Regions from separate parts of the Mus musculus genome. Here regions 1, 2, 3, 4, 5 and 6 are each linked to region 7. Evidence: chromatin loops called from intact Hi-C (ENCODE). Cell type or tissue: left cerebral cortex. All regions are shown on one strand. Region 1 overlaps Gm32067 (a long non-coding RNA gene). Region 2 overlaps A830082K12Rik (RIKEN cDNA A830082K12 gene). Region 3 has its middle 270 kb from the start of Gm25383. Region 4 overlaps A830082K12Rik (RIKEN cDNA A830082K12 gene). Region 5 has its middle 170 kb from the start of Gm32067. Region 6 holds the start of Gm31946 (a long non-coding RNA gene). Region 7 overlaps Gm32067 (a long non-coding RNA gene).

What was found. Hi-C counts contacts between places; a loop is a spot of excess contacts. Peaks named below come from ENCODE experiments on the same cell type or tissue, not always from the same donor. Only the 100,000 strongest peaks of a DNase experiment are listed, where the experiment ranks them.
Region 1: it touches region 7 in a loop (4-fold over the local background); 3 of 42 quality-filtered maps call a loop at or near these places.
Region 2: it touches region 7 in a loop (5-fold over the local background); 6 of 42 quality-filtered maps call a loop at or near these places.
Region 3: it touches region 7 in a loop (4-fold over the local background); 2 of 42 quality-filtered maps call a loop at or near these places.
Region 4: a loop joins it to region 7, with 4 times the contacts of the local background. A loop is called at or near these places in 6 of 42 quality-filtered maps.
Region 5: it touches region 7 in a loop (8-fold over the local background); 3 of 42 quality-filtered maps call a loop at or near these places.
Region 6: a loop joins it to region 7, with 2.0 times the contacts of the local background. A loop is called at or near these places in 2 of 42 quality-filtered maps.

Annotation. Positions count from the first base shown.
Region 1 is chr13:78,518,356-78,522,355 of GRCm38, reverse strand. The region is part of intron 1 of Gm32067 (a long non-coding RNA gene); the gene reads right to left. Among named protein-coding and RNA genes, the nearest start is that of Gm32067, 37 kb to the right of the region's middle. In left cerebral cortex, no CTCF peak of the experiment used is centred here; DNase peaks (open chromatin) are centred at 1,366 and 1,961; H3K27ac peaks cover 1,414 bases.
Region 2 is chr13:78,208,269-78,212,268 of GRCm38, reverse strand. The region is part of intron 1 of A830082K12Rik (RIKEN cDNA A830082K12 gene); the gene reads right to left. Among named protein-coding and RNA genes, the nearest start is that of Nr2f1, 11 kb to the right of the region's middle. In left cerebral cortex, no CTCF peak of the experiment used is centred here; a DNase peak (open chromatin) is centred at 2,211; H3K4me3 peaks cover 2,978 bases; H3K27ac peaks cover 4,000 bases.
Region 3 is chr13:78,889,925-78,893,924 of GRCm38, reverse strand. No RefSeq gene overlaps it. Among named protein-coding and RNA genes, the nearest start is that of Gm25383, 270 kb to the left of the region's middle. In left cerebral cortex, no CTCF peak of the experiment used is centred here; DNase peaks (open chromatin) are centred at 1,445, 2,087 and 2,471; H3K27ac peaks cover 1,422 bases.
Region 4 is chr13:78,199,304-78,203,303 of GRCm38, reverse strand. All of the region lies in intron 1 of A830082K12Rik (RIKEN cDNA A830082K12 gene), which reads right to left. Among named protein-coding and RNA genes, the nearest start is that of Nr2f1, 2.4 kb to the right of the region's middle. In left cerebral cortex, a CTCF peak has its summit at 1,534 (motif pointing right); DNase peaks (open chromatin) are centred at 81, 1,570 and 2,705; H3K4me3 peaks cover 3,742 bases; H3K27ac peaks cover 3,228 bases.
Region 5 is chr13:78,655,939-78,659,938 of GRCm38, reverse strand. No RefSeq gene overlaps it. Among named protein-coding and RNA genes, the nearest start is that of Gm32067, 170 kb to the right of the region's middle. In left cerebral cortex, no CTCF peak of the experiment used is centred here; DNase peaks (open chromatin) are centred at 1,432, 2,413, 2,965, 3,543 and 2 more places; H3K27ac peaks cover 3,424 bases.
Region 6 is chr13:78,425,761-78,429,760 of GRCm38, reverse strand. It overlaps Gm31946 (a long non-coding RNA gene), which reads right to left and starts at 2,809. Exons shown (of 3, transcript XR_382671.4): 1 at 2,457-2,809. In left cerebral cortex, no CTCF peak of the experiment used is centred here; DNase peaks (open chromatin) are centred at 1,535, 1,856 and 2,346; H3K4me3 peaks cover 1,303 bases; H3K27ac peaks cover 1,632 bases.
Region 7 is chr13:78,575,164-78,579,163 of GRCm38, reverse strand. The region is part of intron 1 of Gm32067 (a long non-coding RNA gene); the gene reads right to left. Among named protein-coding and RNA genes, the nearest start is that of Gm32067, 94 kb to the right of the region's middle. In left cerebral cortex, a CTCF peak has its summit at 1,523; DNase peaks (open chromatin) are centred at 1,929, 2,708, 2,869, 3,415 and 1 more place; H3K27ac peaks cover 2,344 bases.

The sequences.
Region 1 (4,000 bases), 57 kb after region 7:
AGGCTAATAAAGTGAAAAAGAGGCAAGTATCAAGCACCCGCACACCTCTGCAGTGTTTCACAATGTCTCTCTGGAGCCATTCAGTGTAACAGGCAAATCTGCTTTTAGTGTTGCAGTTCCAGAATGCACTATTTTAGATTTATTCTTTGTCTACTTTCCACTTTTCCTCACTCTTACATCTCAGACTGTGGTCTATAGTAAACCATCACAGTTATCTTTTCTTTTCTAAGTAATCTATGTAAAGACTTTGGAATTAATCTATAGCATTCTATAATCTGGAGCACACTTGGCTTTCAAGATTCATCTAGTAGAACCACATACTCAGTCCTTAAATGCGTGCTCTTCATCATAGGTTATTTGTTCAGTATCAGTTGAGCATACTACAGAGCTTCCTTTGCTCCTACTTAAGTAACAGATGGTCCCTAGAGACAGAATATAGTTAATAATCTACATTAGTACTTAACCATGCTGTGCTTTGGTAGGCATAGTGAAAAACTGCACCCCTATATTTTAAGTCACCCGGGTTTATATGCTCAACGATGCTAATACATTGAGTCAGGCGATTTCTTATCCTTTCAAGACATATTTGTGATAAAATGGGAAACACTTTATTTTAACCAAACCTCTGAGAAGCGCCAATTACAATACATTTATATGAACCTATAAAAATATACTTATTTATCCTACTTTACCTAAAAGACACACATCTGTTCCTTATAATTGTTTGAGCTTTTGAGACAGAAAATACAAACAAGAGAGGAAAGGATAAATAATTCCATGCCATGGTCAAGTTGCTCTCACTGATCATGTGCTCATCCTTTCCCTCACTTGTGTATCTCCTTCACCAAGTGAACATCAGTGTGACCATTTTGCAGGCTTCACTTCATTTGCAAATATAAGTTTTGAAAATCTTGACAGTTCAACATCAATGACATTAAGTTATACACACATAATCATTAATAATTATTCTTTCAAACTGAGTTAATATTCCTGTCTGACTACATGAGGAAGTTGGTAGGAAAGGCTCAAAAGGCAATTCTTCTGAAATAATCAGAACCAAATCAGGATTGAACTTTTTATAATTGATGTTCTTTCATACCAACAAATTTATGGGAATGAAGATTGAACTGGACGTTTCTCCATTATGTATTGTATTGAGTTGTTCTTTAAATTATGGAATTATGGAATTAAATGTTCAAAAATGAAATTTTTTTGAGTTGCAGTGTCCCTGAATCAAATGCTGTAAAGATGAAGCAGCTATGCTGTTATGTCTGTCAAAGTCTTCTAGCTCTACTTCACATTTGGCGCTTTTATATTTGTTCTTCTATTTCTATTTTGTTAAATAAAATGTTGGGACATATACCAAGAAACACAGATTGTCCATAGCAGCATAAGACTTGGGCTATGGTTGGAAATAATTTAAATTAAACATTACATGAACACTGAAGAAGTTTCCAGCTTCCCAATTTAACTTGTGAATAAATTATACCCTCCTCAAAAAAAAACCCAGAAAAAATGTAATACAGGAATATTATACTAAGGCATCTAGGAATCTAAATATATGATTGATAGATAGATAGGTCTATATATGAGTATAAATTAGACTTAAAATGGATAAAAGTTAAATATATTCTCATTTTTAACAAGAAGGTTACTAAATCTCTCCAACATAAACTATCAAATATAAAGAATTCTCTAGAATACAAACCAGGCTTTAAGAATCTTATCTAAAATACAAATTATGTTTTTAAAAACAACTCTAGCCTGAAGTATCCATCCCACAGCCAGGTAAAGAGCATTTGATAGCAAGATGTCAATAATTGTGCAATGCTTTTCTAATTGGGCAACTAGAAGTATTCTTTTTATTCCACAGTTCTGCAAAATGCTGTGTTGCTTATCAAGTTTTAAAATAACTGCCTCCGTGTCCACATTTTGGCAGTTATAAACTATGGCGTGACTAGAACTTTGCTCATGTTACTTTGGATTCACAGGCTGTGTCTAAATGTAGCCTCTGACTTGGATTGCTGCACACAGAATCCAGCCAGACTGGTTGTAGAGGTCTTTGTAAAATGTCGAGATATCAAAAACAACCAATTATTAAAGCCTTTTTTAAATCTATAGACCTATACACAGAGGGTCTATAGACTGAGGGCCAACATATGACACAGATTGATAGGCAATATTTGACTCTGATGTCACTCTTAAAAATCACTGACAGTTAAAACTGATTGGAGGGTTTCAGGGAGTGTATGTTTTTAAAATCAGTCTTGACCTGCCTCTGGACTGCCAGAGAAGTCTCCTGAGAAGGGTATCTGCTACCTGGCTCTGATCTTCTCTATAGGAACGAGACACCAGAAGGAAAAACAAACAAACAAACAAAAAAAAACCACAAGACCAATAGGAAAATATTAAGAATAACTTTATTCTGATTACTTATAAAACATTGACTAAGCGTAAAACTGTGTAGAAAAGAAGAAATTCTCAAAAGATGTTTAGAATGATGTTCATAGTGTCCATGCCTCTGAACCATCAGTGTGCATTGAAGTAGAGAGGAGCGTCTTCCTTCATAGGAAACAGTAGATTGAGACAAATTTACAAGTAATTTCTACAGAATGTTCTGGGAATAAGTAGTTTCAATCTTATAGCTGTGCTCCAGAGTGCGTGCAAAGCAGGGAAAGTAGAGCTACTAATTTTGTGTGGTTATATTAAACTTTGAAACCAAACTAGACAAGGACAGTGTGGGAAAAAAAAGAGAATTACAGATCAATCTAATCCATGCACACAAATTCCAAACACTCCAGTACTGTATATAAAGTAAACAGCAATTCAACTTCTATCAAGAATGCACTTTCCAATTCAACATGAAAATACCTTGGAAATCTTTACTCACACAAAAATTAATTAATTAATGTGGGACAGGTACTGTGAAGATGGCTCAGGCGATAAACTATTTGCCTTGCACACATTAGCACTCACATAAAAGCCAGGTGAGGTAGTACATGGTACTTGCAATCCCAGCATTGAGGCAGCAGAGACAAGAAGATCCTTGGGCTAGACCAACTGGGGAAGTCCAGGTTCAGTAAGAGACTGTCTTAAATAATAATGTAGCCAAGAGTTGAGGAAAACAACTGATGTAAACTGTCTTACATGCATAACCCAAAACACTCATGAGCACACAAGAGAACACATACACAGACCAAAACAAATCCAAATGAACAACTCAAACACTTTCTTGGATCTGTAGATAATAAGGTGAGAGACAAGCTACAAAGTTCAAACAAGTGACAGAAACAGCAACCAATGGTGGATAAGCCAAAGCAGAAGTCAAAGGAATCATGACCTACATGTAAAACTAAATGGTGTGGGTTTTTTTTTTTTTGGTTTTGTTTGTTTGTTTGTTTGTTCGTTTGTTTTTTACATTCTTTGTGAAAGAATGGGTATAGATAAATATGAATATGAGGAAACCCCAGAGGCCCAAATTGATTGACTGATTGATTAATTTTACTTTATATATTTTTTATTGTTTTTTTTTTTTTTTTTTTTTGGCTTCCTCTCCAGGAGCCCTGAACCACAGGAGGTTATAACATTAGAGATCAGAAAAAGTTCCCTTTGTGCCTCTGGCAAGGAGAGTGGAAGAGCAAAGCCTTCAAAAACATGTCTAAACACCTATTTTAAAAGTCCCTACTCTCTTGGGTTGCCTTGTCAAAATAATCAACTTTACCACAGCTTTCGAGAGGAATTCCTCCATTTCAGTTCTCCCAGCCTCTGTTTTATCCAAAGAGGTGGCAGGAGAACAGAGATGTCTTCAAAGAAATATATGTGAAAAGTGGCAACCAAAAGGAAAAAGAAAAAAAAAAAGCAGACCATTTCATTGGAGAACAATACTATGTGTACAATCTACAAACCTTGTGAATTAACCCACTAAAAGATGGGATTTTTTACAAAATACTACAGAATGTTCCATCAAACTTTCAGTATAATAACAGCCCAAAATACCAAA
Region 2 (4,000 bases), 370 kb after region 7:
AATGACCCGAGGTCCCAGTGAGCCCAGGGACCCGCACCGGGTTTGGGGAGCGTGCGCCACCCACCCACCCCCCTACACACACACACCCTCGGCCAGGCCACGGTTCCTTCCAGAATACCCCTGAGCAAGCTGCGGACTTTGTCATTGCAAGGGTTAACCTGTCGGTGGCCTTCAGTGCCACCAAGACCATGGCCTGTTAATGCCCTGCGGCAGCCTAGCACGAGGATCTCTAGCAGGAGACTCTGGCAGTGCTTGGCCGGGCACTCGCACTCAGCACCTGGTGATGACCCTGTGACAGAGGCAGGATGAGGACTTCCCTTGCAGAAGCAGCTCTTGGCAAAATGGAATTTGAGACTACAGTTTCCCAGGCCAGGAAGGGAAAGCTTAGTCCTCAGACCGAATAATTCGGCCCAAGGGCCTTCCTTTTGTGGGTTGAGGTTACACAGGAGAGTAAGGACCCTTGGCTGTGAGGAGAAGGAGCCTGAATTTGCCTACACCGAGATCGCAAGGATCCACCTCCCTCCACCCCACCCCACCCCGTGGACAAGGGTGCTCAGCAGCCAGGTCAGGGCCTCCCAAAGAGCATTGGGCCTTTGAGAGGCCTGGATACCCTGGCCAGAGCCGGTCTTCAGCCAGAACCCACCCCTCCCCAGCTTCAGGAGAAGGGTGCATCTGAGTAGGAGTCATCAGGCAGGCCAGGAATTTAGGCTTAGGACCTTGGGTGAATCGGGACAGAATCACTCTAGGTGAGGTTGGACAGCGACCCGCAGAAGGATGGAATCACGCCAAGAAAACACACACTTGGAATTAGGATTCTTAATTTCAGGTCTTGAAATTCTTGACCTTGAAGATTTCCTAGCCCCGCAACATATACTTCCTCCACAAGAGGATTTGGGGAAAGTCAGTTTCTTAACATTCTTTGGTCCCTGTTGTGTGTGCTTAAGGTAGACAATAGCTACAACTTAAACACCTGCGATTTCTTACAGCAACCCAATTTGAGGAGTGATTTCTCCTTCTGTGTGCAGTGCGAGTGTACCCTGGAGCATTAAGGTAATTCCTCTCGAAAGGGTGCAACAAGAGGTTTGCACAAACCAGCTAAAGTCACTGCTGCCCTTATCCTGGGCAAACAGAAAAGGAGACCCGATTATCCACCCCCTTTTCTTAAGGTGCTAGTGTGAACCTTACTCAGTCTGAGCCTAGTTAACATTCCTTTAACCCTAAAGATCCATCTGGAACTACGCAAAGGGAAATTGGGCCAAAAAAAGGGAAGCTACTGAAGAGAGGGTAGTTGAGCTGAGGTCCTAAGCCGAAACTGCTCAGGGTTTGCTTTGACCCAGCTTTGGGACCTGCCTCCAGAGCAGATAAACTCTCGAGTGTCTGGTCTCAGGGCTCTGGGAGCCCCGGACCTAGACGTGCTCAGGGCTGCTGTGTCCCAACTCTGCATTTGGGGGCGGCTTGCGCACACACGCACTCTCACACGGCGCGTGCTCCTCGAGACCTTCTAAGGCTATCCGAAGGACAGAATTCTGTGAGGTCCCGCAGAGCACCCACATTCGACCCTTACTCAGGCATCAGACCGGAGGGCGTCCCGGCCTGCGGAGGCTGGCAGACGTGAGGCAATCCAGAGCCTAGCAATGGACAGCATCTCCGGGTCTCTAGCTTCCTCACTGCCAATCAGACCTTCCACACTTGACAACCTTAGCTCACTAGGCTGCCCTTCCCTCCCAGCAGCTACTGGAAAACACTGGGCCGGACTGGCCTGAGCGCCGGCTGGCTCCCGAGAGCCAGGGCACTTAGGCGCTTCCCCAGGTAGGACCAGCTCAGCGCACTTTCCCAGCCTGACCCGCTCTTCCTCCTCCCACACACTCCCTACCGAGCGAGGACCCGCGGGTGTTTGGGGTGGTTGTTGTTCTTTTAAAAGTATATTAAAGGATCATTGGCGTCTCCCTGTCAAGTCATTACGCCTTTATCCCCATCAATTAAGCACACCTCAGAGGACTGCTATTAAGAGCTAAATTGAGCTGCAAAAGTAGGTATCCCGTTTCAGGCAGATGTTGTTATCTCCCGCTGAGGCACGGCCAGCCGGGCTCTACCTCCGCTTCCCTCTACCGCCCTAGTCAAGCTGAACGCGGCTTCCCGCGCGCAGCGAGGAGGCAGAACCGGAGGTCGCAGCCAAAACAACGCGCCGGTGCTAGGAATGGACTCTAGCCCATCTCAAGCTCTGTGCAAGTCAAGAAGTGTCTACAGAGTTGAGTAGAGGACGACGCCAAAAGCTAGCTGAACGGGTTTCTTTTTTCTTCTTTTATCTTTTTTCTCAGAGAGGTGGGGAATATCTGTTAATAGCTGGCTCCCAGCTGGGGATGCAGGAGGAGGAGATTGCGATAGAGAAAGCAAAGGAGTCAGTGTGCCTGGAAGTCCGCTACTGGGTACTCCGCTTCCTCCTCCAGCCTCCCCAACCTGCTTCCTGGGTAGCAGGTCCCCTGAATTGTAGATCAAAGCGCGGTGCAGTGGGGATGGGGGATTTGAAGCTACAGAATCCGGAACAGAAGGGTGCGTTTAAGACAAAGGAAAAAGACTTGGGACTCCTGTGGCCTTCCACCCAGATGTGTCTTTCCATCCTTTCTCAGTCCAGACACTTTAAGGCACCACTGTCGCCCGCAGCTGGGAGACCTTGGAGCGCTAAGGAAAGAAACAAAGGGACATGGCCCTTACTGCAGTTACAAGGTTTCTTTCGTGACACTATCCACAATAAATTAAGCCAAGGCTAAAGGAGATTAATTTCCCAACATAATCCAATTAAAAGATTTCTAAACTAATCTTTTACGGAGAAAAAAAAAACTTAAAAGATGTACGGTTAAGGGGGTGGGGAGTCTGGTGGTGATGATAGTGATTTATCTCCTTCACACTGAACGCAAGCAGAGGACGTTTGCTCTTCATATGCAGTTTGACCAGAGCACCGGTTGGCGTTGGTGTCTCCAGTCCAACCTGAGCCTTCCAGAATCATCTGCCACACTAACCTAGGCCCCATCACAGAGTGAAAGGACTAGGGTTACTTACAAACACTGTAGACTTTTTAAAGTGCTATTAGATTTATGGTCTCTTTGTCGACGCCCATCCAGAGTAATTAGCACATATGTTCTAAATAGATGATAGTTTTGTGAGCAATAAAGCAATTACCCATCGTTGGAGCTGACAGTTCCTCCGACTAAACTCCAACCAGCAGCTAATTGGAAAAGTCATTTCAGCTACATTGTCTGCAATTAGTCCTGCTAAACTACTACACCCCAACTTGCTGGTTTGAGGTTAATTTATTCAATGTTGAATTTGCGTGGACAAGTCTTTGCCACAAACGGACTTGCCGTTTGCTCCCTCTGGACTGCACCCAGGAACTAAAGGAGCAGGTGGGAGGGGCGTAAACAGGTGATATTTGGGGGCCAGGATGTGAGGGAGGGTGCCTTATCCAGTCGAAACTTCAAGGTCAGTGTCCATCAAGCTGAATATCTACAGAGAAAAATTGTTGCTTCTTCTCCAGAGCAGTAAGTAATAAGAGAAAAGCGTCAGTCTGGGCTACCAAAACCTTCCATTTATTTTTTTTAAATCAAAATGAAGAGGAAGCAAGTGGGTTCTGAATTTCACAGCCACCCAGGACCTCCCCTACTGTCCCTAAGAAGTAAATGTAAATCAAATAGCACCCACCCAAGAAGAGCCCTGAGTCCTCATCTGAGAGAATCGGCTTCTAATTCCCAAAGTGACTCCAGGAAAGAAAAGGCCAGAAAGGTCAGGATGCCTGGCTACTGACCCCGACCACTCTTAGCATAAAGCTACTTCCCCCTTGAAAATGGGATTTCTTCATAAGTTTAACTTTCTTTTCTTTGTCATTTTCCCTTTCACCTTTTTTCCTTGCTCGATCTTTTTCTTCCTTCTTTCCTGAAATTAAACCCAATCGGTCCAGGATATATGCACATTGAGTGGAAACAATGTGTTAAACGTTGGTTTGACA
Region 3 (4,000 bases), 310 kb before region 7:
ATAACCTTCCTGCATCCCTCCAGAATGCAATGGTTACATTCATGAGCCATGAGTCCTTCATCTGTCTTGTTCCTTCATTGTACTTTGGGTTTTCAAAACAGCAGTGACAGTGTCTTCTTAATATCCTGCCTTCAATATTTGGAAAAATTCGTGTTGTGCAATTGGGGATAATAAATGTTTCTTCAGTGCTAAACTTGTCCCTGATATGTAGGTATATCCATATATCTCTATGATACAGATTCCATGGTCACAACCTCATATTGCCAGAGCCTTTATTGCAGTCCTTCTCTGGGGTCTCACTTTTCACAGTGCAATGAGGGTTCCTTCTTTGTTGTGTTTTATTAATTCCTACTGTAGTTCATGTTTTTATCTCACCTATAAATTTTCAGTAGTATTATATAATCAGCCACTTATGGTTCTGGCTTCTAATCTTCTACATTTTGATAACATTAAGACTACTAAAATGTGAACCTTAAAGATAGTTATAACTATAGCCATAGATTATTGATTTTGGGGCAGGTAGATGAGAGAGAGAGAGAGAGAGAGAGAGAGAGAGAGAGAGAGAGAGAGAGAGAGAGAGAGAGAGAGAGAGAAAGAGGATGAGATAAGATAGATGGGTGAGTGAGTGAGTGGATAGATATTAGACAGATAAAATAGAGACAGATAGATAGACAGATAGATGATAGATGAGTGATAGAAGATAGATATTAGATAGGTAGATAGATGTTAGATAGAGATACATAGATTAAATTGATGATAATAGACAAACAATAGATGATGATGATGATAGATAGATAGATAGATAGATAGATAGATAGATAGATAGATGGATGGATGGATGGATAGATAGATAGTTGATAAATTAGAAATGAGAGATGATAGAAATATAGATAGATAGTAAAATAAATGATAGATAGTAAGATAGAAAGATAGATAGTAAGATAGATAGATGGATAGATAGTTGATAAATTAGAAATGATAGAGAGATGATAGATAGAAATATAGATAGATAGTAAGATAAATGATAGATGGATAGATAGTAAGATAGAAAGATAGATAGTAAGATAGATGGATGGATAGATAGATAGATAGATAGATAGATAGATAGATAGATAGAATGAGGGAGGGAAGGAGGGAGAGAGGGAGGGAGGGAGAGAGAGAGAGATCTATTAAATGTTCTTCAGGTTCTACGCTCACTAACTTACATTTCTATATAAAAGCACTGTATTTCATATAGAATTTAAAATACCTGCTTACATTCTGGAATTTATTTCTTAATATTCACATACTCTGGAGGGTTAAGGTTAAACTAAAATTTTATTTCCCTCCCTAGCTACTTGGCTCACCATAAAAAGAGAGCCATGTAAATTTTTTTGCCTTTTCTGACTTTAAAAAGTTGATGGCTTGCTACCTTTTTTATCTGAAGCATGTAGGCAGATTCTAATTTGGCCCTGCAAAAAAAAAAAAAAAAAAAATCTGTTTGGCCCTGGGCTGAGGGAAGATGTTAATTTTCATGACGGTTTTAGAACACATCAAAATTCAGTATGCATTTTTTTCAGTATTTCAAAGCAATATGCTTAAAGCATGCAGTTTAGAGCTAGAACATATAGAGCATTTAAAAATATTCATGTTTTACCAAGAATCTATCCGGTCTATTATTACAGTAAGTATGATACAAAGACATCTTTATATGATTGTGAATGAAGTGTTCTACATTGGAAAAGAGTTCAAAGGAAAATGATATATCTTCTTGCTCCAGAATTCTTTTCTGGTTTGGGTGCTAGAAATTCAATATAGTCCAAAAGAGAATTGCATAACTGGACTGGATGCATTAAGTACAGCTCAAAAAGTAGTTTTAGAAATATCTAACGTCCAGCTTCTAATATTTGACTTCAATTGATCTTTAGTAACACCCTTTGCTTGAAATATTAACATAACTACTATTCAGCATGAGTATGAGCTACCTGCCATGAAGGCCTGTTAACACCAAACACTTGGACATGATCACATGCCCTAACCACTGAATTCGTGTTCTCCTATGCAATGAAACTATAAATAGTGACTCCTTTTTGAAATTAGTATGAAGAAATGTTTCAAATGTCTGAATGAAAGTGAATCTGTAGGTTCCCAACCGCACAGAGGACAGACAGGCTTTCAGGTTTACTTGATGTAGATCTTTTGAACTTATGTTGTCTTACTCACTGAGTGTGAGAGAAGTTAGCGACTTGATGGCTATTGATACTGTGAATATTAGTAAACACACGAGCAGGCAAGTACGATTCATGAAATTGTTTTCTGCCTCTTATCTCTCCAAATCATTCTATTAGTAAAATGGAATATAGTAAAATACCGAACAGGCTTCCTTCTATTCATGTACAGACATTTGAGAACTCACATTAAAACGGAAATGGTAGGGACTAAGATGCAATGTAGTGGGTAATAGCACGAATTGCTCTTTCATAGGAACTGAGTGAAATCCTCAGAACCTGAAGTAACCTCGCAGTCCCCATATCAGGTAGCCCATGTCAACCTTTAATTCCAGCTCCAGGGGTATCTGCAGTCAAACCTGAACAGGATCCACACTCAGCCACAGACACGCAGGCCTCCCACATACCAGGAACCACACACATGCACTCCCCCCGCGCCCCCCCCCCCCACAGCCACAGCCACACACATATATTCATATATTTTAAAGTGAGAAACAAATGTAGAATGGTAATTTTCTGAACTACTTCCTGAGCTAAAAAACAGCTATTGATGGTTTTTGACCAAATGTATGCAGATATATGAAATTCACCTTCATGTTATTTCTTAAAGTAAGCAACAAGTCTGAACTATATTAACATCGTGGTGATCGTATTTCCTCGTGGTAGTAGAGATTTAATGTATAGTGGGCTAACCTATACTCTAACTCACCAAGTTGCCCAGGCTGACTTCAAACTTACTCTGTAGGCCCAGCTAGCAGGGCTTTGCTTGACCTTGAACTCTGAATTCCTCGGTCTCCTGGACATCTGAGATTCTGCATGAAAATTTGGACTTTGCTGAAACAAAGTATTTCTTCTTGGAAATCCATCCTCTAAAAGTGTAAGTAACTACATGTCCTAACATGTAGCACACTTCCTCCTGATGACCTAATATGTGCCAAACTCTCAGCAAACAGCTTTCCACATATCATTTTATTTAGTCTCAAAATGGCCAGCAGTGTTGATACCATTGAAATGTCTGTTCTAAAAAGAATAAAGAGGAGGTTCTAAGGGTTCATCAAATCACCCATAGGCAGTCTTCAATAATGTTGATATTTCAGCACAGACAACTAAACATCCAAGTCTTTGCTTAGCTATCATAATGTATTTGCTAAAAATACCTGCCTTCCCTCGAACTGATTCAGATGCAAAGCAGAGAAACAAACATTGCTGGTACAATAAAACAAAATCTAGAGATGAAATGTAGAGAGGAAGCTGTGTGGATGTAACAATAAAGAAATGGGAATAAAGTAGCTTGACAGTAGCCTGCATATGGGTACTCAGTTGGCACCTCTAGAAAAGCACACCTAAGCAGAGTCAGTCAAGAGAAGAAAAGGGGACGGTGAACTCTGAGAAATACAGTAGCATCAAGATGAACCTAGATGGCTACCAGAGAAAAGATCCCGAGGAGAGTGGACTGGACAGATGTTACATGTGTGCCAGGCTGGCAGTGGTGTGTGTGTGTGTCATGTATAGTGTGCCCACAGAATTGACCCTAATCTAAAAGACTAAACCTTTTTGACACTTCCTTTGGAGGGGAAAGTTTATATTAAAAAGTCATCATTCTTTGAAAATGAATTCACTCTTCATAATCAACAAAACTTTCAGCGACAGCAGTGAATAATATTTAAGCAACACAATAAAAAGTGGTTATAATACAGTCACACTGATTTCCTTGAGAGCCCACTTGACTGAGTATAAAGATAAGTCCAAAATATTTTCAGCATTACTTTTGTTGTTAAAATAAGTCAATGACA
Region 4 (4,000 bases), 380 kb after region 7:
GACTGAGCGCGACTCGCGAAGTCCTGTCTGCGGCGCGGCTAGGCACAGGTGCCGAGGCCGGCGGGCTCCACGGCTTCTCCATCTCTGCAAGCTGCAGGCTGGCCGCGCGGAAGCTAAACTTGATGCAATCTCGGGTCCCCTGCCCACGTAGCGTTTCCCGCTCCGGGTGGGAGAGGTTAGTGAGAGGACCTGTTTTGGGTTTGGACTGATGGGCTGGCAAGGATCCTCTCCTCCAAGGAGGCGTACCTTCCAGGCCCGGACGAAAGTTCTCCGGGTCCTACCTGGGCTGCCTTGACTGTTTATCTAGGCTGGCGAGGACGAGTAACGATTGCCTTTCTACCTAGCCACGTTATCGAAGATTACAGACCCCAAGTTTCAAAACACACACACACACACACACACACACACACACACACACACACACGATTATCTTTGCGTTACTTGCCTGGTACGGCAGGGCTTGGCCGAGTCTCACTTCTGGTGCCCACCGTGTACAGCCCAGAGTCCGAGGGAGACTAGGCATGCAGACCCCGCACCCAGCAGGCCTCCGGTTCCCGGACGCTTGCTTTTTGCTTCCTCTCCCACTGTTTTGTGACTCTTCCCTCCCCCAGCCTCCCTTTCTCTGCTGCGTTCCGCTGCTCACTACTCCCTGTCTCTGATTGTTTGGGGAGTAAAATTTAGAATTTCTATATAAACAGCGCGCACACGCTCTCTCTCTCCTCTTTCCTTCCTTCCTTCCTTCCTTCCTTCCTTCCTTCCTCCCTCCCTCCCTCCCTCCCTCCCCCCTCCCTTCCTTCCCTCCTTTTTTTTATCATATCAATTTCACCTTTAAACGAACCGGAAGACTTGATCACGAATATTAGGGCTGAGAGGCTAAGGCCAGGAGCCCCTGCCACCCCATGTCCCGCCTCTCCATCATCTGCGTACAATGGGCCGCAGCACGCAGAATGCAGTCTCCATTATTCCAAATAGAAGGGCATACATAAGAAAGTCTTTATTCTGCTCTTTAAAAAAAATATATATCACTGGCCACTAAGTGGTAGATCCCAGAGACCAAAAAGCGCAAAGCGTGCCCCAAACACTCAGCGCTTTCTAAAGCCCTCACTAGTGAGATTTAAAGTGGGAACCAGTATTAATAGCCAAACCCTACCTCTTTCCATACAACTTGGCCATTTACTTCCACCTTTACCTTGGGGCGCTCGGAACGCTTGAGACAAACTTTTACGCTCTCCCTAGTTGAGGGCTGGTAAGAGGGACTCTCACTCCCACTCCCACTTCGGGTGGAGGCAGCCGTGGCTTTGTCACTCTGCCGCCCTGTGCCTGCCTGAGCCTGCGGATGAGAGCGATCTTAAAACGAGGGGGGTTGCGAGTGTGGGATTGGAGAATATGTAACTAATAGAAGTATCGTTTTCCCCAGTACCATCTTTCAAGGAAAAAAAAATTCCATTGAAAGAATTTTCAAAGTGCTGTCTTGGTTTGGAGAAAAGGCACTGGTTGCCAATGAGGAGGGGAGGAGGGACTCGGCTGCGTGCCGCCTGAGAGCGGCTCCCGTCCGCTAGGTGGCAGGCCGACCTAGCGATTCCTGCAAGGCCCGCGGCGGGACCCGCTCCTCCTGCCTACCCCTCCTTTTGCGACCAATCACCTTCGGGAATGGGGTCTCAGTCACACACACCCCAACACACACACACACACACACACACACACACACACACACACCACCACCACCACCACCACCACCACCACCACCACCACCACCACCACCACCACCACACAGCGAGTGAGAGACTCAGTCTCTTCCTCCTCCTCCTCCTCCTCCTCCTCTCCCCCTCCCCCTCCCCCTCCGTTTCCCACTTCTCGTCCCCTCCCCTCCTCCCCTCTCCCTCTTCCCCGTCTTCTCGTTCGTTCGTTTGCTCTTTTCCTGTGACTGACTTGTCCGCACTAACAGCCGCCCCACAACAATATGAGGAGTTACAAATGCTTTATTAATAATCATTGAAGCATTGTTTGGAGTTTGAGCATCCTGGGAATAAAAATGATGAAAAAGGAAAAAGAGGATTGATTGGAAAGTTTATTTTAAGATCATCTTTGGGATGAATAGGAATCATCGATTCGGATCGAATTTGTGGCAGTAGCTGCAGTTTCATGTGTGTGCTTTGTCGTAATTACGCCTCCGAAACTATGATATACTTCAGATTTTTAAATGAGGAGGCTTTTCATAATTATATAAAATGAGCGGGATACAGACTAAGATTATATTGAATGTGAACTAAGATTCTAAACCAAGTAGACTTCACAAATCATTAAAATGATGGAGTTTTTTTCCTCATTAATTTTTTTCTTAACGTTTTCAGTGCCACTCCTTACGCTCATAAAACCTAATTCTGAAAAGTTTTCATAAGATATACAGTAATTTCTTTCTCCTCGTTTTTTCCCATCACAACGCGTTCTCCCCTCATCATCCCTTTCCCCTCGTGTGTGTGTGTGTGTGTGTGTGTGTGTGTGTGTGTGTGTGACCATACACGACCCATACTAATCAGGTCTCAGAGTAAATAGCAGCGCAGGGCGATCTCAATGTAAATTATGCTTGTCAGAAGCACCCCCCCCCTCACTTTCTCTTCTCCTCCCCTCGACATCCCAGACTGTAGGTAGCTGGGGGGAGGGGAAAAGGACTTTCCAACCAATGGCGTGAAGGAGGCTTGGCTAACCTTAGCCTCCCATTTTCTCTCCCCCCCCCCACCCCCCATTCAGGGCTCTGACCAGTCAGTCGCCTTTGATTATCAGTTGCCAGCAGCCCTTCTCTTGGCTCCTTGACACGAGCTCCATATAAGGCAGAGATCTCCATAGAAACGTGTCAGTTTCAATAGTAGTGTCAAAGTTCACTATATACAGACATTCGCGCAGATCCCCCTTTCGGAAACATTGCTCTGAGTGTCCTCCCGTTTAAACGCATTCAATTTTTTGGTCCCTCTCCTCTCCTCTCCTCTCCTCTCCTCTCCTCTCCTCTCCTCTCCTCTCCTCTCCTCTCCTCTCCTCTCCTCTCCTCTCCTCTCGCCCCTCTCTCCCTCCTCTCCTTTCTCTCACCCACTCTCCTCTTGCCCTATCTCTCCCCCTTTCTTTTCCTTACATATTCTACTAGTTGTCGCCCTTCCTCTTTCTCTCCCTCCTTTTCTCTTTCACTCCTTTCCTCTAGAAGAGAGAAGACTAAACTTGAAAAAAAAAGGAGGAGGAGGCACCCCTCAGTATTCTTCTTATCGTTATTATATATATATATGTATGTATATATATATATATATATATGATTTTTTTTGGAGGGAGGGTGTTGGTTCCCAGCTGAAGAGCACTTATTTAAAATACTAAAAAAAGAACATTTTTGGGCGATCTCCAGGGTTTTTTAACTAGCTCTGTGTGTTATAGCAGAAGAAGCAGAAGAAGCAAGAAAGAGGAAAAGAAGAGGATTATTTATTCGACCTACTTTGGATGTCTCTCTCGCTTTCTCTTTTTCCTTATTTTCTCAAGCATTTTCTTCTGATTTTTATTTTTTTCCTATTTCGCTGTGAATTCGTCGCTGGCGTGAATTATCTCGTATTTTTCTCCCCCTTCCGTCACCTCCCGAAAGAAGAAGGCAGAGAGAACCCGGCGCCACCCGCACAACAAAAAGAGCAAAGTGTGTGATCTTCCTCGCCGGCTGCCTCCCGCTCTCCAGCGCTGCCTTCCTGAATGGCTGGCTGCGTCCGGCCCTGGACCTGGCCCCCAGACACCCGAGCGCCCTGATCCTCGCCGGCAGCTTCGTCCCGATCCTGCTCGACTCTCCCAGCTCCCCGCACTCTTGAAACCGGGCGAGGGCTCCCGCCAGGACAGCGGCGGCGGCACGGGCAGCACCGGCCTCGGCTCGCTCTCGGGCTGCGGCCCCGACTCCGGCTCGGACTCCCGCCCGGGCCCGGGCTCCTCCAGCGGAGCACGCAGCGGCGGCCAGCTCCTCCAGCAGCGTCTGCAGCCGCGA
Region 5 (4,000 bases), 81 kb before region 7:
TTGGAGTGTACTAGGAAGACGACTCTAAGATGGAGTACCCTGAAAATGGATTTACTTAGTGTGTCCATAGATCAGCAAAGGTGAAAGAGAGGAAATTGTCCTTTGTACAGGGAAAAGTCAAACTGGAATGAAGGCTCATAAGTTTCAATTACTTCCCTGCGAGTCTGACACTGAAAAGGCACTGAGAGTTAAGTCAAAATAGATGATAATCAAAAATCTATAAAAGTAGTCATATTGTTGTATGACATTCATGCAGTTACATCATATGTAGATGATATGTTCACATGAAACTAGGTGAAGTTTGATCTAATGGTATAAGTATGTTACCAAGGCCCAGTTTTCTCATGTTTTTCAGTTTTAAAAATGATTTTATTTTTATGTATTATATTACATTATTTTATTTATATGTATATATGCTTGTGTGTGTGTGTAAGTACATTCACATGCCTATGCCACCAGAGGTCAGAAAATAGTGGTCAGATCCCCTGGAACTGGAGTCACAGGCAACTGTAGGCTATGGACTAGGTGCTAGGAACATACCTCCAGTCCTTTGAAAGAGTAAATAGTGCGTGCTTTTGATTGCCAAGCCATCTCTCCAGCCCCATTGTTAGGCTCTCTATCCCCCTTCTCACAAGTTCATATCCTCTCTCAGGAACTTGCCTCAAGTCTAGATTTGGAGGATCAGTCGTGTCATACTTCCTATTCTCCTACTCCAGCTCCAGTGGAAAAGGAGAGCAAACGATGTTTTGTAGCCTCCTATGAAAGACCAAATGTTTTTCTAAAGTACATATACTTTTACATTCTTCAAGGGTCTTTATAGTGTGCTCATTCTTGAGCAATCTTTTCCAGTCTGGGTACTAGACTCCGGTTACCAGTATTACTCTGGGAGGATTAATGCCTACAAAACACAAGTGGAATAATTTGCATAGGGAAAATATGCCTGAAAAAATAGATGTCATAGATGATATGCCACAGCCAAGCCTAGTACATTCTGGCTGCAGTGAGCTAAAGCAAAGGCACAAGAAAGAGATGTAGTATGAAGGGCACCTCTCAGAACACACGAGCCCTTTGGTGGCTAATAGCTTTGAACACAGATGGACTGCTGGCCCTGCTTACTCACTAAGTCCTTTTTTATTTTACCAATGAGTAAACATATCTTTATTTCTTCAAATTAAAAACTGAAAGAAATGTCAAAAACTGGAAAAAAATAACATTTTAAAATTAAACTCTATTAAAGAAATGCTAGTTCAAAAAAGACATAATTGGGCTCTCTAAAACCTGGCAGCTCCCAAACGCCAACAAGTTTTTCTCTTCGCAAGTCTGTTCTCAGCCATTCCAAGAAAGGAACAGAGAAGAACAGAGCTGTATCATTTTGATGACAACCCACTTCTAATCCACAGGATCATATGCCTTTGCACCCTGTTCAAAGGAAACTTGGCCTAGAAAAGAATTAGTTTCATAACAAACCAGCCATTCTGAGAATAGAGGTGAGAAGGGATCGGGCGGAAGACTCTGAGACGGTGGAGAAGAGCTTCGGCTTTAATTGCCAGTTCATCTGCAGTTTCACAGGCATTCTTGGTGACCAAAGAGGCTGAGCAACTAGCTCCTCAAACTCTCCACTCCTCAGTGCGAAATGACAAATCAGTAAAATCTTGGTGTTCATAAATACACTTCACACACACACACACACTCACACACACACACACACACACACACACACTCACACACGCACACACGCACACATGGAAATGCTTGAGTCACAGAGACAGGATAAATGCAATCATTTCAAGAAAAATAGATTACTAGGAAAGGTCAGCATCTGCAAGATCATATACATTATCCACATTTAACCTTACGTGTGTGGTTGCGGGACATGCCAACATCTCTGTCAAGTACCCAGTTATATTTGCTAATGATGTTTAGAGAGCTATAACCCAAGGAAGGCTGTAAATTAGGAAGTCATTATAAAGCAAAACAATGCAAAATAAATTTTCATCTCAAATGTTCATATTCAATTTGTATTTCTGATTAAAAGACAGTCAAAATAGTTTAGAATTTAAAGATCACTATTTAAGAAGGGATAAAATTTACACCAAATATACACACATACCCAAAAAACAAACAAATAAACAAACGCACTTAAGAAGAAGCAACATTTTAAAGGGCTACAGAGATTATTCTTGCTGCAGAATCAAATCTCTCTCCTATGAGTGTGTTTGAATGGTCCTATTCCGTAAGCCTCCTTTAATTTCTCCTTCTCTCTCCATGATCTCCTGGTAGTTACCATTTCAAACAAACTTTACATCTAAGAAGTTAGTGCTGCTAATGAAGGAAACGGTAGTCATGAAACTCAAGCTGGAACAAAGGGGGAAAGGGAAGCCTACTTAACTGTATGGGTTCTGCTACAGCTTCTTGTGGATTAAAACCCTGCAGGTAAAAGGTGTAGAATGCTCCCTTTCTCGGTGCTTTGGTGATGTAAGCAAGAAGGCACAGCAAATTAATTCATCCCTATCATTTCTCCTCATCATCCTGTCACCCACCAGGCCATGTCTGGGAAGCAGAAGACATGTTCCTTTGTTTCCTTTGATTTTTCTCTCATTTCTGTGAATTTAATTTTCAGTGTGAGCGTGTGTCTGAGCTGGGGCAGACAGATTGGTGCAGGGTTTCTTAAAAACAATTTTTTGCTCCATCAGACACAATATATTCTACTGAAAGGGAAGAAAGCACTGCACCCCAGGGGAAAAGTTTCCCCAAAAGTTTGTTCCCTCAGAACTTTAGAATGGAAAGCTGTGTCCCTCTTGGGTGATTTAATTTAATTGTTATGTTTGTTAGCTTTGTTCTAGGAGAAATTAAGCAACCATCAGAGGCACTTCATAGGCAAACACCACTTTTTGGTAGACAGAACACAAACTAGGAATTGGAAAACCAAAAAAAGAATACTGGCAGTGTCGTTGGTGACTTCATCTCCACATGCCTGAAGTTCCTGTTTGCAAAGGGAGTCTAGCTCCCACTCACTGCTTCTCTCTTGGAGATGCTGTCAGGACTCATAGACTCTGGGTTTTTTGCTCTGATTTTTTTTTTCTTCTGAAAAGGAGCAGAAATTTTTAATGTCGCAAAAGGCACATCTTGATAAGTTTGAAGAAGGCAACCCAGACATGATAGTGTGCTCCATTTGATAATTTCAAAGGTGATACATAGTCTGTGCTCATAAGAAAGTGATAGCTCAAAACATCCAACACTAAAACTAATCACTGAATATGTTAAATGTCAAGGTGTGTAAGAGAATAGAGCAAACTAAGTTAGGTCGCAAAGGTGGGAGTTTCTAGAGGATAAAGGCACAAACTCCAGATCTCCAGCCTGAAACCAGACTTCTAGCTGAGTTACTTTAAGCAAATTGCTCAACTTCTCAGTGCCCCAGTTTCCTTATTTGTGACAAGAAGAAAATAGTACCTTCTTCATAAGGAAAACCTATATCCATATAAAGTGCTTAGAGCAGCTAGTTCCTGGCACATAGTAAGTAGGATTGTTGTTATTATTAGAATGTGTAAGATTGTTGGGGCAAGAAGGAGCAGTTCTCCAGACAGAGTGAACACATTAAGTACAGGGGACAGAATTAACACAACAGGAGCCTGGGAAGTGTGAGAATGCTCTACTCCTAGCACATAAAGGACCTGGCAGATGAGGCCGGTGTGGGAACTTCACAGAGGTCTTTGCTGTGAAGACAGGCTTTATTTTACATACAATGAGGAGTTGGTAAGTGATCTTAGATTCAGAAGCAATATGCTTAGATTTGTGACAGTAAATACTTAAAAGAAAGTGCTGATGGAGTGTGGAAAACTGTTGGATGGACACAATGATCACCCTCCAAGTACCCACACCTCTTAATGTCTTTAGAGCTTTCCCCACCACGGGTAGTTATTTAAACTTATTTAAAACAGGCGAACACTAGACTTGCTTTATCTTCTAAAATGCAGTGAAACTTCACCATGGCAGTTCTAGT
Region 6 (4,000 bases), 150 kb after region 7:
CAACAGTCTGTAGTGTCCTCTTTGAAGAATAAAGATGGTGGAGTCAGATCTCTGGTGTTTCCAAAGTTATGGCAGGAAGAGAAAGTTGCTTCCGGTGAGTCAGGACAAACCTCTGGGCTTTCACAACCCTTTCCAACCAATGAACTTCTGCTTATTAATTAGACAGTTAATTAAGCACTTGAGTTTTATGTGAGATTACAGAAATTCCATTTAGAAGACTCTAATAATATCAGAAATTAACTAAATCAAAAGTGCTATCATGTTCACTGCACGAAGCATAATACATGAAAAAGAATAATAATAGTTAATATATGAAATAGGATAGATGGAAAAGCCAAAAGCAACCTACTGTTGCTGACTGAGGGCAGGGTAGGAGGTAGTTTAATAGGAAAGCTAAAACTCATCTTCTTACAGGCTACATAACTAAGCCATCTTGGTAAGACAGGAAGTGTGGCCCTACCCTTAGAGATAATGTGTGACTTGGTGAGAAAGCCCTACTTCGTGGAGAAGTGGGGTGACATTTACTTGAGCTGGTTCAGGCAGTCATCACCCTAAATGGGCAAGGTACTCCCTTCCGGGACAAAGAGTCAAGGCAGCTGAATCCAGGCTCCAAACTGTTAAAGAGTTCTTTTTAGGCTGGGCATGGTGGTGCACGCCTTTAATCTCAGCACTTGGGAGGCAGAGGCAGGTGAATTTCTGAGTTCGAGGCCAGCCTGGTCTACAGAGTGAGTTCCAGGACAGCCAAGGTACACAGAAAAACCCTGTCTCAAAAAAAAAAAAAAAAAAAAAAAAAAAAAGAACACCCCCCCAAAAAAAAACAATAAAAAAACAAACAAACAAGAAAAGAGTTATTTTTAATTTCTTATAAGGAGCCCAACAACACCACAAAACTGACAAACGAAGAGGTGGAAGGAACTGCAGCAAGAGTCTACACCCTGCAGAGAACCTGTGGCCTGCCAGGGTGGAGATACTGCACACAGAGTGAGCAGCATCAGAAGGCTATCTGTGTTCCCACCCTGCTGTAGGTTTGGGGACTTCATCCAGAACACAGACCTGCAAAACATCAGAAACAATGCCTACTTGCCAATGTTTTTGTCGAGCCTTAAATCTTCAGAAATGTTATAATTTGGCATCTACAAGACATTGTTTAGGTTAGTGCTTGTGTATATATACATAATGCTTTCTGTATCGTTTAATCTCTAGACTCAGGTTTCCATACTCCTTTGTCTCCAGGAGCTCCGCAGAATCATTTTATTTTTCCCTAAATAAGAGTGGTTTAAGCTTGACTGGCCTTTTGCACTATTTTGTTCTGGATACCATTATACCACATTCTCAAAGTCACAATGCAGCATAAAGTAAAAGCCAACAGACCAAATAAATTCGAGGAGAGATTTATGCTCTAAAAATCTGGCTCCGGACTTTTGTCTGACAGTGACTAAACTTTCTCACTGGAAACACGTCTGGGGAAAGTTCCCACTGCTGTGTTTCGTTGCCAGAGTATCAGTGGCCGCGCTGAAGTTCTAGAAAGACGACAAGGCCCTTCTGCTGAACAGATCTCCCTGAGTTAAAAGAAATTTGAAACGCTCCGCACCTTTCAACAGCCCCCAAAGTTATATGCTTTATCAGATTTTAAAGTTACTCCAATCCTCCTTGTGGTTACAAGCTTCTCTGCCCCCACTATCTTCACAGCCGCTGCCCTCTCCTAACTAACAGGTTTTGACGTCATTCGGGCTTTGCAAACTGTGTGCTACAGCCCTTGCTCAGGCTTCCCAGCTGCCATTAAAGTTATACTGCATTTGGTTAAGTGTGGAGGCTGGCACAGCAGAGGATCCATAATGGTGATTATCATGCAAATCAGCCTCCCGCAAGTCAGGCTCCTCCTTGGAGGCCTTGCAGCTTGGCTTCCCCCAGTGCTGCCCCATTGTCCCCAGGATAAAGCTAACCGCTCGCTCGCTCAGCTACTGACTCTGGAGGACTCCGAGACAGTTCTCCTGACAGAGATTAGTGGGCAGCGATGAATCTTTCACTTGTGGTAGAAATATGATTTTATTTAAGAAAATAACCATCCATAATTGGGCTTCTGTCGCTTTAAATTTTAATGGGTAGAGTACTGTGGAGGCTGAAGAACTTTAAATTACGGCTTTCAGAAGCTTCTCACTGAATCTTTCAATTATTCTCTGTAAGTACTTTCTCAAAGCATGTGCCACCATGACATTGATATCACAATTCAAATCTAAATTCAAAACTGACTGCAAGGCTATGAGCTATGCGCTGGCGTACGGGCTGACTCGTTTTATCTCTGAACATCTGACGAGGCGAATCAAGAGGCGCTCTCTCAGAGCCCAGCCAGCTGTTTGCCAAATATTCAAATACCCTGGCATGCACAAGAGCCTTTCAGATTTCCCCACATCAAAATTAACGACGACCTCCTATTTCCCCATTAGTTTCTGGCTCACCTCCATCCTTTCTCATAGGCCCGCCTGCCTCACTCTGCTAAGTGCTGCTCGATGCTCGCTCACCTCTAGGTTCCTGGCTCCAGCACTGGACCCAGTGTGTGCTGCAGGATGTGAGCAGTTCAGACAAAACCACGGGGAGCAGTTTTCAAGCCTGTGTTTCCTTGAAGTAGATCTGAAAGGGTGGCTGGACTGATACTTCTGCAGTCTGAATATAGATCCAGAGAGTGCATGGCTCTCCTTAAACGGCATCATTAAACTGAAACAGAAAATGGACCTGGAAAGACCATACATAGCAAGGGCATTGGGAAAGGCATTTCTTTCTTCTACTTCGGTGTCTTAACGTCCTTGTTACAAACCCACTTTCTTTCATTGTTTTAATATCTGCATATTAAAGCAAGCCACCAAAATGAATCCATTTAATTATTTATAGTTCTAACTGTAGACTTTCAATTATTTCAAAATGTGTCCCTGACCTCAGCCTATGCCATTTCTTGTTTACAGCTGTAAACAACTAAATCCAGCTGCTCTCAAGAGCACAAGGAAAGACACTTCATCTCCTCCCTCACATGTTAAAGGTCCTGAAGCAATTTTCCTCAGCAAGTCTCCCACGGGACAACTAAGAGGAGGCTGTGGATTTTAAAGTATGCTGCTGCACATGGGGAGTTTAAGGCAGAAACGACCAAGGTACCATTGACGCAGGACAACAGCCTCTGTCCCTATGGCTGCCTGCATTTCCTGAAACTGGACCTCAAATCCAGGTGGAGCCGGGCCAGGCCTTTTTTATTCCTTCTTGGAAAGCCACTTCTTGACGTGTTCGTTTCCTGTGATGTGTTTATACTTGGGCAGAAGGGGCGCAGCAGGAATGAATCCAGGGCACACTGAGGGGGAAGCTGCTCTCCCAGGAACCATGAATGCCAGATGTCAAATGAACCAACTTGTGCTATAGAGAGTTCGCCATGCAGGATACTAGAGATGTCAAATCATGTATGAGAATTCCTGACATGGGGCCTTTTTTTTTAGCTTATGTAAAACTAGATGGGGAAAAAAATCACTAATTTTAAAATAATATCAACAATAAAAGAAGCCGCAAATTAAAGCATACAAATTACCTGAGAACCAGAAAGGCCAAAAGTGTTCCAATTCTGCCACGGAGTGTCTTCCCAGGTGCCCTGCGTATTACAGGCCACCATTTCCTGAAACAAGCCCAGACACAGCTTTGCCCTCAGATAGGAGCTGGCGCACACAGAAAGATGATTCCTACGATTCCTAAGATACTGGCCATGGAGACAGAAAGAAAAGTTGTTAAGACTCACATTGGTTTCCAAGACCAAAACAATGCAATTATAACTCCCGTTGTGCTTGAATATTTAAGGCTTGTGAAGTGTTTCCAACACAGAGCAGTTGCACAGATATCTTTTACTCAAACCTGCAGTATGCTCTTGTCTGCTAAGCAAGAGATCTTCATGAGCCAGCTTTGATGATGGGCTAATCTCCACACTTCAGGATTTCTATGCACAAAGAGTGTCTCTCACCTATAGAGCTTC
Region 7 (4,000 bases):
CAAACCAAACCAAAACAAAACAAAAAATTGCTTCTAAAGAAATAGCTCAAAAACATTTACTTACAAATACATGTCCACATGCTATCCAGAGTATCTCTTGGTAATCCCTAAGTTATCTAAAAGTAAGCTAGCATTTCATGACTAAATTGAAAAGGCCCAAACAAAAAGATATCTGCACGTGTCATTCTTTAATGAAGCGCTGTCAGCTCCCTGGCTCACCTCCCCATATAAGAGCCTTCATTTCCATGCCTGTGCCAAGGAAAGAGTCAGTCTGTTCTTTGACTCTTCCTAAACCTGCAAGGCCAGAGCCACACTAAGGCTCAGTTTTTTTGTGGTAAGAACATCTTTCTTCTTCTATGTCTGATGTACTGCTTATCATGCAAATGGGAAATAGGCAGCAGAGTATCCAGGTCAGAGGCATCGTGTATATAAATAATTGCTGGGGGAAATATTTGGCTCAGTGAACTAATCTAAAGCCCAAAGCTTAAGATGTCTGTGTCCAGCACAAATGCTGGCTTGCTGGGACTCCATAGACAACTCACTTAAAGTCTCTGTGTTTCATCTTAAAATAGAGATGATAGGAATGCTGACCTAGTCCCCAGAGAATAGCAAGAGACTTCTAAGTACTTCAAAACTTCATGTATCAAAGGAATAGATGCTTGGGGAAAGGTCACAAAATAATGAAAAAAAAATGTTTGTCACCTCAAAAATCACAGATTTCACAAACGGTGATCTAACAGAGATAGCTAAATTCATAGAGGCCCAAACGTTAAAGACATACCTAAAGCATTTGTCACGGATTCAGACCTTTATGATCCTTCTTGCAAAAGACCCAATATTTGTTAAGCAGAAATTACTAGTCAAATGTTCTTTAGCATTTTCTAGCTTGTCAGGGTTTAACCTTAAAACTTTGCCCACCAATGAGTCGCCAAGAAAGTTCTTGAAAACATTACTTAGTGCAAATTCTATTGTGTTCAGCAGGTAGACATAAGCACGTGGTCTAGATGCAACGTAGGCTCACAAAATATACAAATGGAAGCCATAGAATTCTGTCCTATAACTTGTGGCTTTTCTTGATGATCACTGTAAGTTTTAGTGGCTTGCAGGGAGAGGACAACTAGATTAGTGATAGGGATTTTTCTGGACTCATTCTTATTCCTCAGTCCATTCTATCTGGGCAGACTGTTCTCCTACAATCAGAGGCCAGACAACTCCCCAGTTACAGTCTGGTGTGACATGTTGCTGCCAGTTCAGTGTGTCCTCAACACTGTCAAAGAAACTCAGTGACTTCTGGGTTAAAGTTACAAACTTCAATCAGCGTTTGATTGTTTGGTGGAAATTGTATTCATATAATGTGGGAGAACTTCTGAAGAAGCCAAGGAAGGATGTAGGCCTGTGTTTCTGCCACCTACAATTTCTGGCCTTAAAACATTTCAAAACAGTACAAGAGAATAACACCTTATCTTTGGTGCTGTGTGTTACATCATGCAATACTCATGTCTGCCTGTTAGAGTGATTCAAAGAGTGAGCTTTAAAATGAGAAATAAAACTCACAGGATAAAAATAAAATACCTCCATCCTGCTGCTTCTCCAAGTCCCCTAAAACAATCTCCTTCCCCATAATATGAGGACAGTACATTTGCCAGAGTTGTAAAAGGTCAAAGGTTGGGTATAAATTCTTAGTAGTGTATAGTAGTTGCTAATGAAAACTATTATTCTAATCACTGCTATATTAAGTACTGCTTGCTTCATTTCATAACACACTCAAGAAGACTACATGCCTGGAAAGGTGGGTTTTAAACCCAGAAATCCTGTCTCAAAACCATAGTCTCTGTTACTGCTTTCTGTCTTTCCTTTTTGAGAAACGAGTCAGTTCAAAAAAAAGCAGTCTCAAAAATCTACCCACCCACACACAGAAAGCTCCACATTGGTGTCAGGCATATGTAAATGAGCCCTTCCTTTGTCTAAAGCAACACTGCTGTGGTTCTTATGGTGAATTCGGTCCTCCCAACCCCACAGCACCAATCCTTGCCATGGGCCTGGAGAATAAATTCCTCAGCACCGAGCGCAAAAGAGACAGCAAAAGTAATCGTTACTCCTCCCCCTTTGTTTCTTTCTTTCTTTCGGTGGAAAATCCATGACCCCAGTGACCCTCAACCCAAAACTATAGCCCAAGGCTTGGTATAGTTAGGGGCTGGGGGATGGAAGGGGGGCTGATAATGTTAGAGAAAGATGAACTCAGAGCAGAAACAAAGGCCAGTAAACAGAGAGAAAGCAACTGAGTTGGTGGGGAGCAGAGGGGGCTGGAAACAGAACAAGGCACAGAAAAGGGGCTTGGAGAAAGATTGAATAAATTGTTTGCTAGTGCTGTTTAACAAAATCAGCTAAACTTGGCTTTCACAAAGTTTCACACAAAATCATTTTCACTGATTATTTTTTGGCACAAGAAATTTTGTAAATTTGGGGGAAAGATCACAATGTGACACAATTTGCTAAAAATGCCATTCAACACAATTTGATGTAAACTACAGAAAATTTATTATAATTCATTAGAAAAAAAAACCTTTAAAACATGATAGTGTCCTGAAAACTTGGATCAGGTCCACACAAATCACTGGCAGGCACAGTCGTGCATAAGAACCCCACACTCAGTGTCTGCTCAGGCAAATGCCATGTGCCCTTAGTACGCTTAGCTTCACATGAACATCCCAGGGCAATTCGAAGCCAGTGTCAGTTTTGCCGTTTGTTTTTCTGTTTGGTTGGTTGGTTGTTGGTTGGTTGACTTTGGGGTTTTGTTTGGTTTTGTTTTCTCAGAGGTGAAATCCTACAGCCTAGGAACATGTGGGCAATCCTATACAAATATGTGTGATCTATTCACCAGCAAGGAAGCCAGGCTGACTTCTTCAGACACTCAGAGTCAGGTTGAGATTCTCCTGCCTCTTGGATACAACCAGCCCACACCAAGGCTTTTTGTATGGATAGAAATAAAAGAAGCTTGCTGCCTCACAGAGCCCAGTGCTTGTACTTCATGGCCAAACACCATGAAATGCTAAGACAGTATTTACCATAAAAATTTTTATACATAAAGAGACAAAGCAAACTGTGGAAAAGATGTTTTAATTTGTAACACAATCTAAGACTTGAACTCTATAATATATAGTTAAAATAATCCAAAGAGAAAAAAATTTTAAAAAGTAAATACAGTAATTTATAGAAAAGGGAAGAAAATGAGTCATAAATATATGAAAAGATGTTCAAATCACTTCTACATGGAAAATGCAAATTAAAATCTCATCAAGATATCATATTTTACTATCAGATTGGTAAAAATCCAAAAATTTGACAACTTTAAGGTTGATAAGATTCAGAAAAATGAGAACAGTGACTCATTGCTGGTGGGCGTGTGAATAGGTATCCACGCTGCAAGGCAAGTTGGCAATATTTGTTGAAATTTTACAAATACATATACTCTTTGACTCAGCAGTTCCAGTTCTAGGAGTGCATTTACAGATATATTCACATATGGGAAAATCATAAATGTGCATGATTGTTTACTGTAGCACGTTTTATAATAACAAGGAGTTAAACAGTCTAAACTGCATTGATACAGAATGGTTGAAATGAACTATGGCAATCCAAGTAACAGAATAAGAACAATAAAAAGAAAGAAAAGTAAGGATGCTTTGTACGATTAGTGAATAAAGACGGAAGACTCAGAAGATTTAAAAGTATTTTGTGTGGCATTGGTCTTCAGAGTGGGAAAAATATGTGTAGCATTTGATTACATAAACAGTTCTTTTAGATCTCTAGAAGTCTGCTGAAGAAACTAATAACACAGGTTATCTGTTTTAGTGTTGGCATGGAAACCAGCAGATGGGCGAACGATGAAGGAGGAACTTTGTGCTTATTTTTACCCTTGTTAATTTTGTTTGAACCATGTTAATCTATTATTCACTTAAAAATTAAGCAAATGTTAGATACATCTACTACTTTAAAAAAA